Regions from separate parts of the Homo sapiens genome. Here region 1 is linked to region 2. A link is a contact called in ENCODE Hi-C or POLR2A ChIA-PET data. All regions are on one chromosome and are shown on one strand. Each heading gives the region's core, a stretch centred on a gene start or an enhancer-like site at or near the end of the contact. The rest is flanking DNA. Distances are from core to core; before and after follow the strand shown. Region 1 holds the start of GAS1RR (GAS1 adjacent regulatory RNA). Region 2 overlaps LOC102724080 (a long non-coding RNA gene).

Region 1 (5,124 bases), core at 2,625-5,124, 510 kb before region 2:
GGTTCAGGAGGAGGCTCCAGATCATTAGCTGGGAGAATGACCCTGCTTTACTGTGCATGAAAGGGATTTCCTTCTACATGAGGTTCCCATCCTTCTATCTTGTTCCCAAGAATTAATTCTTCTTAAGAAGGCAACAGACAAAGGGAAGACTTTTGTGAAGAATGAGGTAAACCTTCAGGATACAAAGTCTAATGTAGAATTCTAGAGTAGATGGTGCTTGGTTTCCATGCAGTATCTGCCACAAACTGAAGTATTAATATTTTCTGGTTTTAAGAATGCAAGTAAATAAAGAAAACAAGAGAGTGAATGTGATATGGTTTGGCTCTGTGTCCCCACCTAAATCTCATGTTGAATTATAATCTCCAGTGTTGGAGGAGGGACCTGGTGGGAGGTGATTGGATCATGGGGAAGGGATGGAGGGAGTTCCCCCATACTGTTCTTGTGAGAGTGAGTTCTCAAAAGATCTGGCTGTTTGAAAATGTGTAGCACCCCTCTCCTTTGCTCTCTCTCTCCTGCCAGCCATGTGAAGAAGTGCTTGCTTCCACTTGCCTTCAGCCATGATTGTAAGCTTCCTGAGGCCTCCCCAGAGGCAGAAGCCTATAAAGCCTTCTGAACCATGAGCAGATTAAACCTATTTTTTAAATAAATTACCCAGTCTTTATAGTAGTGTGAGAACACACTAATACAGGGTGTCTGTGACTTAAGACTTCTGCTAAGTGGTTAGAGCCTCTGACAACTCCAAATGGCCAAGTGACATATTGTTGAGTCCTCTGAGGGCAGAAGTCTATCTCCTCCTACTTTATCTGGGTTATGTTGCTAAAGCACCAAAAGGTAATTGGTATTTGTTGATTGAGGTTTTTGTTCTTTCACTGAACCAGTCAACCCTTTTGGAAATATAATTTTATATTTTAAAACTTCAGAACTATTCTGTATTCTTTAATCTCTCAGGGTCTTTATTACTGTTCTTTGTAGTAGAAATGATTTGGACTAGTTCTGAGTTGGCTGATTTAGAAGACAAGAAGTGCTGATTCTTCATTCATTCAACTTATCAAATATTTTATTGACACCTATGATGAGCCATTAATTGAATGTAGAATGTGAAGAAAAGGAAAGAATTCAGGCAGATACTAGCATCTTTCACCTAAGCAATTGGACAGGAAGAAAAGTTCTAATGCTCTATTGTTGCATAACAAACCATCTCAAAACTGAGTGGCTTAAAAGAATATTTTTTTGTTATTTCTCAGGATTCTTTGGGTTGACTGAGCTAAGCTCTGCTCTTCTTGCTTGAGGCAAGACCAGAACTAGAGAAAGGTGAGTGTAGTGTCTAAAGTACAAAATTTAAGGAGGCACTCACTCTTGGAGTCTTGGAGCCCAATTATGAAGGTCAATGCCTCCTTACATTTTGCACCAAAATGCCTCACTTGCTTCACGCTGATCTTGACCCTGGCTTGGGGTCTCTCTCATGTGTCTTCAGTAGGATGGCAGCTAGAGCTGGAGTCACCTGAAGGTTCAGCTGGGCTGGACATCCAAGTTAGTGTCTCCACTCACAAGTCTGGTGCCTTCTTCACTCACATGGCTGAAACAGCAGGGAGCTGGCCAGGCATCTCTTTCCTTCTCCATGTATCCTCTACACATAGTAAGCATGGGCTTCCTCACAGCATGCGAGTCTGAAGGTGGTCCAGATGTCTTACGTGGTGACTGGCTTCTGCAGAGCAAGTATTCCAAGAGGCCTGATAAGGTTTGGCTCTGTGTTCCCACCCAAATCTCATCTTGTAGCTCCCATAATTCCCACATATTGTGGGAGGGACCCAGTGGGAGATGACTGAATCATGGGGGTGTATCTTTCCCATGCTGTTTTCATGACAGTGAATGGGTCTCATGAGATATGATGGTTTTAAAAACAGGAGTTTCTCTGCACAAGCCCTCTCGTTGCCTGCTGCCATCCATGTAAGATGTGATTTGCTCCTCCTTGCCTTCCACCATAATTGTGAGGCCTCCCCAGCCATGTGGAACCCTAAGTCCAGTAAACCTCTTTCTTTTGTAAATTGCCCAATCTTGGGTATATCTTTATCAGCAGTGTGAAAACGGACTAATACAAGGCCCGAGTAGAAGCTGCAAGGCTTCTTGTGATCTAGCCTTGGAGGCCCCAGAATGTCAGTCACTTTCACTATGTCCTATTGGTCAAAGTCAGTAAGGCCTACCCAAGACTCAAGGGGAAGGGGATTATACTCTGCCTTTTGATCTGAGTAGTAAGGATGTAAAGGTAGGGAGAAAAGTGATGGAGACCAATTTTGGAGGGTATCTACCACAGTAAGCCCAGTAAACAAATAGGTTTTGGGGATGGAAATTTAGAAGTGCTCTTGGGGAAGCTTAAGTTTGAGATGTCCTTGGAACCAAGTGAATATATACATATGGAGATCAGAGAAAGACTGAGATTGAAAACATCAAATTAGGAGATGCAATTTAAAATCAAGGCACTAGATGTGGTTACCTAAGGAGTTGAGAGACAGAAGGAGCCACCAGGCAGTAAAATGAGAGAACAGGGGAGTATGGAGTTTCGGAAGCCAAAATTTTAGAAAGCGCTTTGAAAAGGAGGTGATCAGTCATGGCCAATGCTGCTGAAACGTCATATAAGCTGAGGACTGAGAAGTGACAATCAGGTAGAGCAAGGTTTTGGTCACTAGCGACTCTACATAATCGAATGGAACTCGATTATGTAGAGTGAATCGAGTGGGGAAAGTGAGTAAAAGCAAGATTTTCAAGTTTTCATGAAAATGGGATAGTGACTGAATAGGGACGTGGAGTCTAGAAGGTTTTACTATTATGTTTTTTTAAGATAGAAGACAGTATAGCCTATTGTGGTGAATGGAAATGACACAGTAAAAAGTGGGCTGAGAACCCCTCAGGCTTGCAATGCTAATGCTATGTGACTGGGATGCAGAAGTCCCCAAAGCATGCAGAGCTCTTGGGCCTCCCTTAAACCCCACTGAGAGCTGTATCAAGGCCAAGGTGGGGCAAGTGTTACCAAAAACACAGCAACAACACAGAAAAGAAACATGTTAACTTTGAGAGCAGTGATTCTCAAAGTTTGAGAGCAGCATTCCCTGAGAACTTGTTAGAAATGCATATTCTTGGGACCCACCAGTCCAACTAAATCAGAAACTCCAAAAACTAGGGATCTGAGTTTTAGGATACGTGCTAAGGTTTGGGTCCCACTATTCTAAAGGAACTCAACAAAAATTCAAGTAAAGATGAAACCGAGTGCTGACTTTGTTCCTTATGGGCCTAAAATAACAAAGCTTTAAAGACAAGAGGGGATTTTTCAATTGTCTAATTGGCTTCGAACCTTACCTGTGGAGGGATCCCAGACACAGAGAAGGTGTCTGAGTTGTCCAAGTCCTCCAGGCCGGACTGAGAGGACAACTCCAAATAATAGAGAAAAAAAAAGAGACAGAGAGCCAGGGATATGGTTGTTTTGATGTGCCATGAAGTTGCAGCCTTTCTGGATTTTTTTAGTATCGATTTATATTGCTGTTTGTCTACCAATACTCAAATCAGAGCAAGACGGTCCGCCTTACCTCAGTCTGGCTCTTTTAAGGTTTGATTTTGGTTTTGGGGACTGCAGAGGTGCAGCTTCCCACGGCAGACCAAGCGCCTCTGAGGAACGCAGCAGCTTCAGCAGGTACAGGAAGATTTCCCGCAGCCGGAGGAATCTCCTAGTGCTGGGCCTCCGGCTGTGACTTTTGCCATTTCAAATTCACTTGGCCTCTAGGGAGAGGCAGACAGCCCGACGCTGAGCGCGTCGGAGCCCCGGCTCCCTCTGCTTCTGGAGAGGAGATTTAGCCTTAATTTTTGTGACAGATGGAGTTGATAGTCTCTCCACGGAAAGGGGAGGAAAAAAGCGCCAGTTTTTGACAGGCCGCAGACGCCCGCTGCCTCTGGTGGCGGAAGGCTGCGTTGCGCCCCAGTTAAGGTAGCTCGGAAACTCCCTCGCCGAGAAGGCAGAGGTTTCCTCTGCAGAGCAGCCTCCCTTAAATATACTGAGGGGCTGAAACTTACACTTTAATATAAACCTTTGGTGCGTGCCCATTTATTCCGTCTTCTGTCCTGTGACTGCGGCCAGGTGGTAATTGCTCGACATTCCTGAATATTTTTAATGCTAGTTAAATTTTTTCATTATTGCACGTGTTGCAAGCTTATCTTCCTAAGAAATTATTTCGGTTGATTGGATTTCGGTCTTGCAATTTGAAAACGATGCCTGGCGCACGGGCGGTACCTGCCAGATGGCCTAGCTGGGGCTGGGGGGTGGCGGGCGGGTTGTAAGCATCTCATCAACATCTCCCTAATAAAGTGTGTGCTTCTTTCTTGTATGCTTCTTTAAAACAGTTTCAGTCTCACATTTTATCTCTGGATTCTCCCCTTCCCCTCTGTGGTGATCAAGACCCAAAGACAGGGAGCCTGGAAGATAAACTGAGTTCTGAATCCAGTCGAAAGCACAGATGGGGGCCAGCGAGAATTAATAAAACTACAAAAAAAAAAAAAAAGAAAAAAAAAACAAACAAAAAAGGCCCGTGGCTGAGCCGGATGCAAACAGCTGCCCCTAAGCCCTGCCCGCTGGTTCTGTGCGCGAGCTGGGGCTGCATATCCGAGCCTCCTTAAGAGTAGGAGGAGCTCCGGGCCTCCGTCAGGCTCCCTAAGCCGTTCCTTTCAAGCCCTGAATGCCTGAATGTGAGCTGCCCACCACCCTCCCGCCCTCCCCCACTCCGCAACCCCACTCCAGCGGCTCGTAAAAAAAAAAAAAAAAACTTTCAACAACAACAGGCAGGACCAATAGCATCTCGAAAAGCCGGGAAAGGGGGCCGAGCAAAGGGCGAAAGAGAGTGGAGAAAGGAGAAAGCGGGCAGGCTCGGAGCGCGCGGGGCCGGGGCTCGGCGAGCCGGAGGAGCGTTGCTAATGTTTTTGTTTGTTTGCTTTTCCATGCATGCATAATGAGGGGGCACCGCGGCACCACGCGGGGGCTCCCGGCCCACTTTTGTATTTAAAGCCTCGCTGCTAACGAGTCTGCAGCCGGGCTCAGCGGATCCGCTCCCCGGGCTCTTGGTCACCCGAGAAGCTGCCGCCGAG
Region 2 (5,237 bases), core at 421-2,920:
CTCAGTTCTTCCATCGCTAACCACGACAGCCTTAACCTTGGGCTTTCCCCACTCTACTCACCAGACTTACTCGACTTCCCCAAATCCTCAAAACTCAACTTTTCCCATCTTATCTTGGCATGGAGGGGCTTGAGAGGCACCAATAAATGGTAACCAGTTCCCTTCTTGATCTCTGAACAGAGTGCAAAATAAGAGTAAAGCAAATGGAATCACAAACTATCACCTTTTTAAAGGATAAAGCTGACTTTCCAAAATTCTTATACTTAGTATCTTTTCTGAATACAGTAGCCAGAGGCATTCCTAATGATGTTTTCACTGTAGCTATACTTTAAGAATAGCCAAAAGTTAGTCTCACTCACACAGCGTGTCACGTAAGTGATTAGTGATTGAGTATTGGACCAAGCATACTGATCTGGAATAAGCATAGGGCAGATTCTGACCTGGTAGAGAATGTCTCTCTCTCCTTTCAAAAAAGGCCTAAAAGTGACAGTAAAAAAGAACCAACGAGAACAAGATCAAAATGGAGTTTATTTACTTATAACCCAGATTGACTCTGAAAATGTTAACGTATTATTGGAGCTGGGCATTTACCAAAACCTGTCATAGGAAAAAAGGAAGTAACTTAAATCTCAAATAACACAAATCCTTTTTCTTTCTTCATAAGAGTGGAAAAGGGAATTGCTGATTGGTCCTGAATTTCTCTTTCTTCTCTAAAACACTTTCAGGCAAATGAGAATGGTCTTGACTGTTATGCAGAGGACCAGGATCCTGGGTCAAAAGAGCTTCTTTTCAGCCACAGGTATTATTTCACATTCTAGCTGGAGAGAGAAGGCATAAACAAAAACAAAAAGAAATGGAAAGACATAAATACCTGTTGAAGAAATGGAAGCGACATCACAAGACCAAGAGCTACTGTCAAAATAATTGAATACCATGCCGGGGGCGGTGGCTCACGCCTGTAATCCCAGCACTTTGGGAAGCCGAGGCGGGTGGATCACGAGGTCAGGAGTTCGAGAGCAGCCTAGCCAACATGGTGAAACCCCCGTCTCTAAAAATACAAAAATTAGCTGGGCACAGTGATGTGTGCCTGTAGTCCCAGCTACTTGGGAGGCTGAGGCAGGAGAATCGCTTAAACCCAGGAAGCGGATGTTGCAGTCAGCCAAGATCGCACCACTGCACTCCAGCCTGGCGACAGAGTGAGATTCATTCTCAAATTTTAAAAAAATTAAAAAAACAAAAGAATTGAATTTAAAAAAAGTTAGCAAAGATGGGCTGATAATATTGCTAAAGCATCTGTTTCAATGAAAAAAGGTAAGTGAAGACAAAGAAAAGAACCCCACCTAAGCTATGAGCTGGTAGCTAGAAACACGGGGAGAATCCAATGGTGAAAAGACAAGTAAAATGTTACATAAAACAACAGTTGTTAAAGGGGGTGGAGTGGTGAGACAGGAGTGCTGCCTCCTTTGCTCGGCCCATGGCCCTGTCGCTAAGGAAAAATAACTCCGTGGGAGTGAGTCAGATGAGATAGAACAGGAGGGGTCCTATCTCTGCTAAGTCAGCTAGAGAGACAGTGCGGGACAGACTTTGGAGTCTCGTGGAGTGGAAACCAGTGAGTCAGGGAGGAAGAACTCATCCCAGCTCCCACTCTGCAGCCACATCAAAGTTGCAGGGATTAGCGAACATGCCCACCCGGTTGCGCAAGCTATCCTGAATACCGAGAATCTAATCCACCTGATGAGTTTACTCAGCCAGCTTTTTGTGGACTTGGTACAAAATGCTCAAATGACTTTTAGTTAAAGGAAGCAAAATGGAAGAACAGTCCTCACACAGCAACCTCATCAAAGTTCTTCAATGTAATAAAGCAACTCTGTAACTCTGCTAATACCCTAACATAAAGCCATGATTGCCAAAACAAACAAACAAACAAACAAACAAACAAATTGTAGCCCCTGACTCCCTCTCTCTGGGTGAAATAGTCTTGATTATGCAGATTGTTTGAAATTCAGTCCATCCAAGTAGTTGCAATTCCAGAAATCAAAGAATAGGTACACTGCTCCCTCTACTGGCTTTGCAACTGCAGGTACAGATGAATTTAAACCAGAAAGCAGCCTTTTAGTCTTCATTTAGCTTTCTAGCATTTTCGCTAGAAAGTCTCTAATGACCAAAAAATAGAAGGGTGGTGCAAGTCTCTTAAAGTAAATCTTAAGTAAAGATTTATGGTAATTGTTAACAACAGATCACATTAAAGAGCAAAAAAAAAAAATGCTTAAAACCTTAAATTCTGTTCATGTGATAATTCTTGAAAGTATTGAAATTTTCTGAGGTTGACTACCATAGAGAGTCAAGAATTAAATATAGGGAAAAAAAGAATTAAATATAGGAAACTAAGAAATAAAAACCCTGTTAGATGTTTCAAATAATGTTTCTGATGCATTTCCTAGCATCTCTTCTCTCAGTATTTGAAGAACTTTTGCCACTCTGTTCTTCAGTTACTGAATTGTACAAACTCATAGTGTCCCTATAAGTCCTTTTTCCCTGAACTCTCTGAAAAAGACTATAGATGCATAGATTTTTAAGTAAAAATGAAAACTGTGGCATTCTCTGATTCTCAAAAACTAATAGGAATAATGGCCAAATGATACCAGCAATTGAACTCCTCTTAAAAGGAGCAAGCTGGCTCATGCCTGTAATCCTAGCACTTTGGGAGGCCGAGGCGGGCGGATTGCCTGAGCTCAGGAGTTCGAGACTAGCCTGGGCAACAAGGCGAAACCCCGTCTCTAGTAAAATACAAAAGAAATTAGCTGGGCGTGGTGGCATGCACCTGTAATCCCAGCTACTCAGGAGGCTGAGGCATGAGAATGGCTTGAACCCGGGAGGCGGAGGTTGCAGTGAGCCGAGATCGCACCACTGCACTCCAGCATGGGTGACGGAGAAAGACTGTGTCTCTACAAAAAAAAAAAAAAAAAAGAAAGAAAGAAAGAAAGCAGCAAACTGTGACTCAGATGACCTACCAGCTCTGTTTCCCCCTTATCGATTACCTAGCAAATGGTCCAAAGCTGATGCTCCAGAATATATGTCCTCTCTTGCAAAGCTCCAATTCCATACCTAACTGATTTATTCAACCAAATGCATTCATCTGATCATTTGATAAATATTTTCTGAGCACCTACAATGTGTAAGGCAGTGTTGTAGGTGCTGTGGATACAGAAGTAGACAGATGACCTCACTGAAAAGTCAGAAGCTAGCTTGGTGAGTTCCCATTTATTTTCTTTACATATCAATGAGTTTGTACACTTCCACATATACTAAGGTCAAATTGCAAATCCATGAAGTCTTCCTTGACTAACTTGGGCCATGGGTTTCACATCAACTGATCTTCTGAAATACCCTGTCATGAAGCCACTACACATTTTCTGTCTAGAGTTGTTACTCATATCTGTTATTGCCTTGAATTAGTATTTAAAGATTTGACTGCCATCTGACTTTTCACATATGTTTGGTTTTCTCCTCAACTACATTAGAAATTATTTGAAGTAAGAAATACATGGCCTGACATAGAATGATATGAAAAGTCCTAAAAAGGTATAAAAAATAAATCATACTTAACAACTTAACTTTCCTGAAAAGAATAATATTACATTAAATACGGTCCATCAGCAAAGTTTTATATACTATAAAATTTAATTGGTTTTAATCCAAACTAGATTACTTTATTAATTATAAATTAATTAATATTAATTGTTATCCCCAGTGCAACTTCTAAGAAAATAATTCAAAATATATAGCAAAAGAATGGCAAGAGAATTAAGAGATTTTTTTAAACAGCCTTAGAGGTATAGTCAAAATTGTATATTAAAAAATTTCTAACACAAAAAGGCAATAATGGAGAAATAGTGGAAAAAAAGGACATAAAACATATAGAAAAAAATTTAAACGAAAAGCATAAATCCTACCTTGTTAGTAATTACATTACATGTAAATGCATTAAACACTACAATCAAAATACAGTTATTGACAGAATGGGTTTTGCTTTGTTTGTTTGTTTTGTGAGACAAAGTCTCACTCTGTCGCCCAGGCTGGAGTGTAGTGGCACAATCTTGGCTCACTGCAACCTCCGTCTCCCGGGTTCAAGCGAGTCCCCTGCCTCAGCTTCCCAAGTGGCTGGGACTACAGGCGCCCATCACCACATCTGGCTAATTTTTGTATTTTTAGTAGAGATGGAGTTTCACCATGTTGGCCAGGCTGTTGTCTAACTCCTGGCCCCAAGTGACCAGGCCACCTCGGCCTCCCAAAATGCTGGGATTACAGACATGAGCACCATGCCCCACCAACAGAATGGATTTTTAAAAAAAACAGATCCAACTCTATTGTGTCTACAAGAGACACACTTTAGATTAAAGATACAAAGAGGTTAAAAGTAAGAAGATACCACCCAACAGTAACCAAAAGAGGGCCAGAGACCCATATTAATAGAAGACAAGATAGACTTTAAGACAAAGAAGATTTTTATGATGATAAAAGACCTAACAATTATAAACATATAAGCATCTAATACCAGAGTCCCAAAATCCATGAAGCAAAAACTTGCAGGATTAAAGGAAGAAATGGATAATTCAGTAATCATGGTTGGAGGTTTCAGTTACCCAGTTTCAATAAGAAAATAGGAGACTTGAAAAATACTGCAATAAACTGAATGTGTCCTCCAAAAATGTATATGTTGAAACTCTAACCCCCAGTGTGATGGCATTAGGAGATGGGGCTTTAGGGAGGTAATTAGATGATGAGGGTGAGGTCCTCATGAATAGTATTAGTGCCATTATAAAAAGGACACCAGAGAGCTATCTCATCATCTTGCTGCCACATAAGAGGTACAGCAAGAAGTCAGCATCTGCAACCCGGAAGAGAGCGCTCACCAGACCCAGTCAGGCTGGCACCCTGATCTCAGACTTCCAGCCTCCAGAACTGTGAGAAATATACTTCTGTTGTCTATAAGCCATCCAGTCTGTGGTGCTTTATTATATAGCAGCCCAAAGGGACTAAGCAAACGTTATAAACCAACTTGACCTAACAGACATTAATTGAACACTCCACCCAATAACAGCACAATACATGTTTTTCTTAAATACACATGGAACATTCTCCAGGATAAACCATACACTATGATGAAAACCTTAATAAATTTAAATGATTGAAATAATACAAAGCATGTTCATCAGTCACAATGTAATGACATTAGA

Evidence for each region. Hi-C counts contacts between places; a loop is a spot of excess contacts on that map. ChIA-PET counts read pairs that join two places held with the same protein, here RNA polymerase II (POLR2A). Pooled maps may share reads with other maps.
Region 1: a map of IMR-90 shows a loop between it and region 2 (5-fold over the local background). The contact joins the promoter of GAS1RR here to the enhancer-like site in region 2. A Hi-C loop is called at or near these places in 10 of 168 maps with a recorded cell type or tissue (A673, GM12878, IMR-90 and 7 more) and 25 of 50 pooled maps. POLR2A ChIA-PET finds 5 or more read pairs at or near these places in 3 of 52 experiments (AG04449, BJ and H1).

What each region holds. Positions count from the first base shown.
Region 1 is chr9:86,947,448-86,952,571 of GRCh38, reverse strand. It overlaps GAS1RR (GAS1 adjacent regulatory RNA), which reads right to left and starts at 3,874. Exons shown (of 7, transcript NR_049794.1): 1 at 3,579-3,874; 2 at 1,573-1,705. It overlaps GAS1 (growth arrest specific 1), which reads left to right and starts at 5,066. Exons shown (of 1, transcript NM_002048.3): 1 at 5,066-5,124.
Region 2 is chr9:86,430,969-86,436,205 of GRCh38, reverse strand. All of the region lies in intron 1 of LOC102724080 (a long non-coding RNA gene), which reads right to left. Among named protein-coding and RNA genes, the nearest start is that of TUT7, 79 kb to the right of the region's middle. Within about 2 kb of position 1,670, at least 6 of the 41 ENCODE cell types and tissues checked have a DNase peak (open chromatin) inside an H3K27ac peak, as active enhancers do; they include A673 and IMR-90, where a contact is called at or near this core.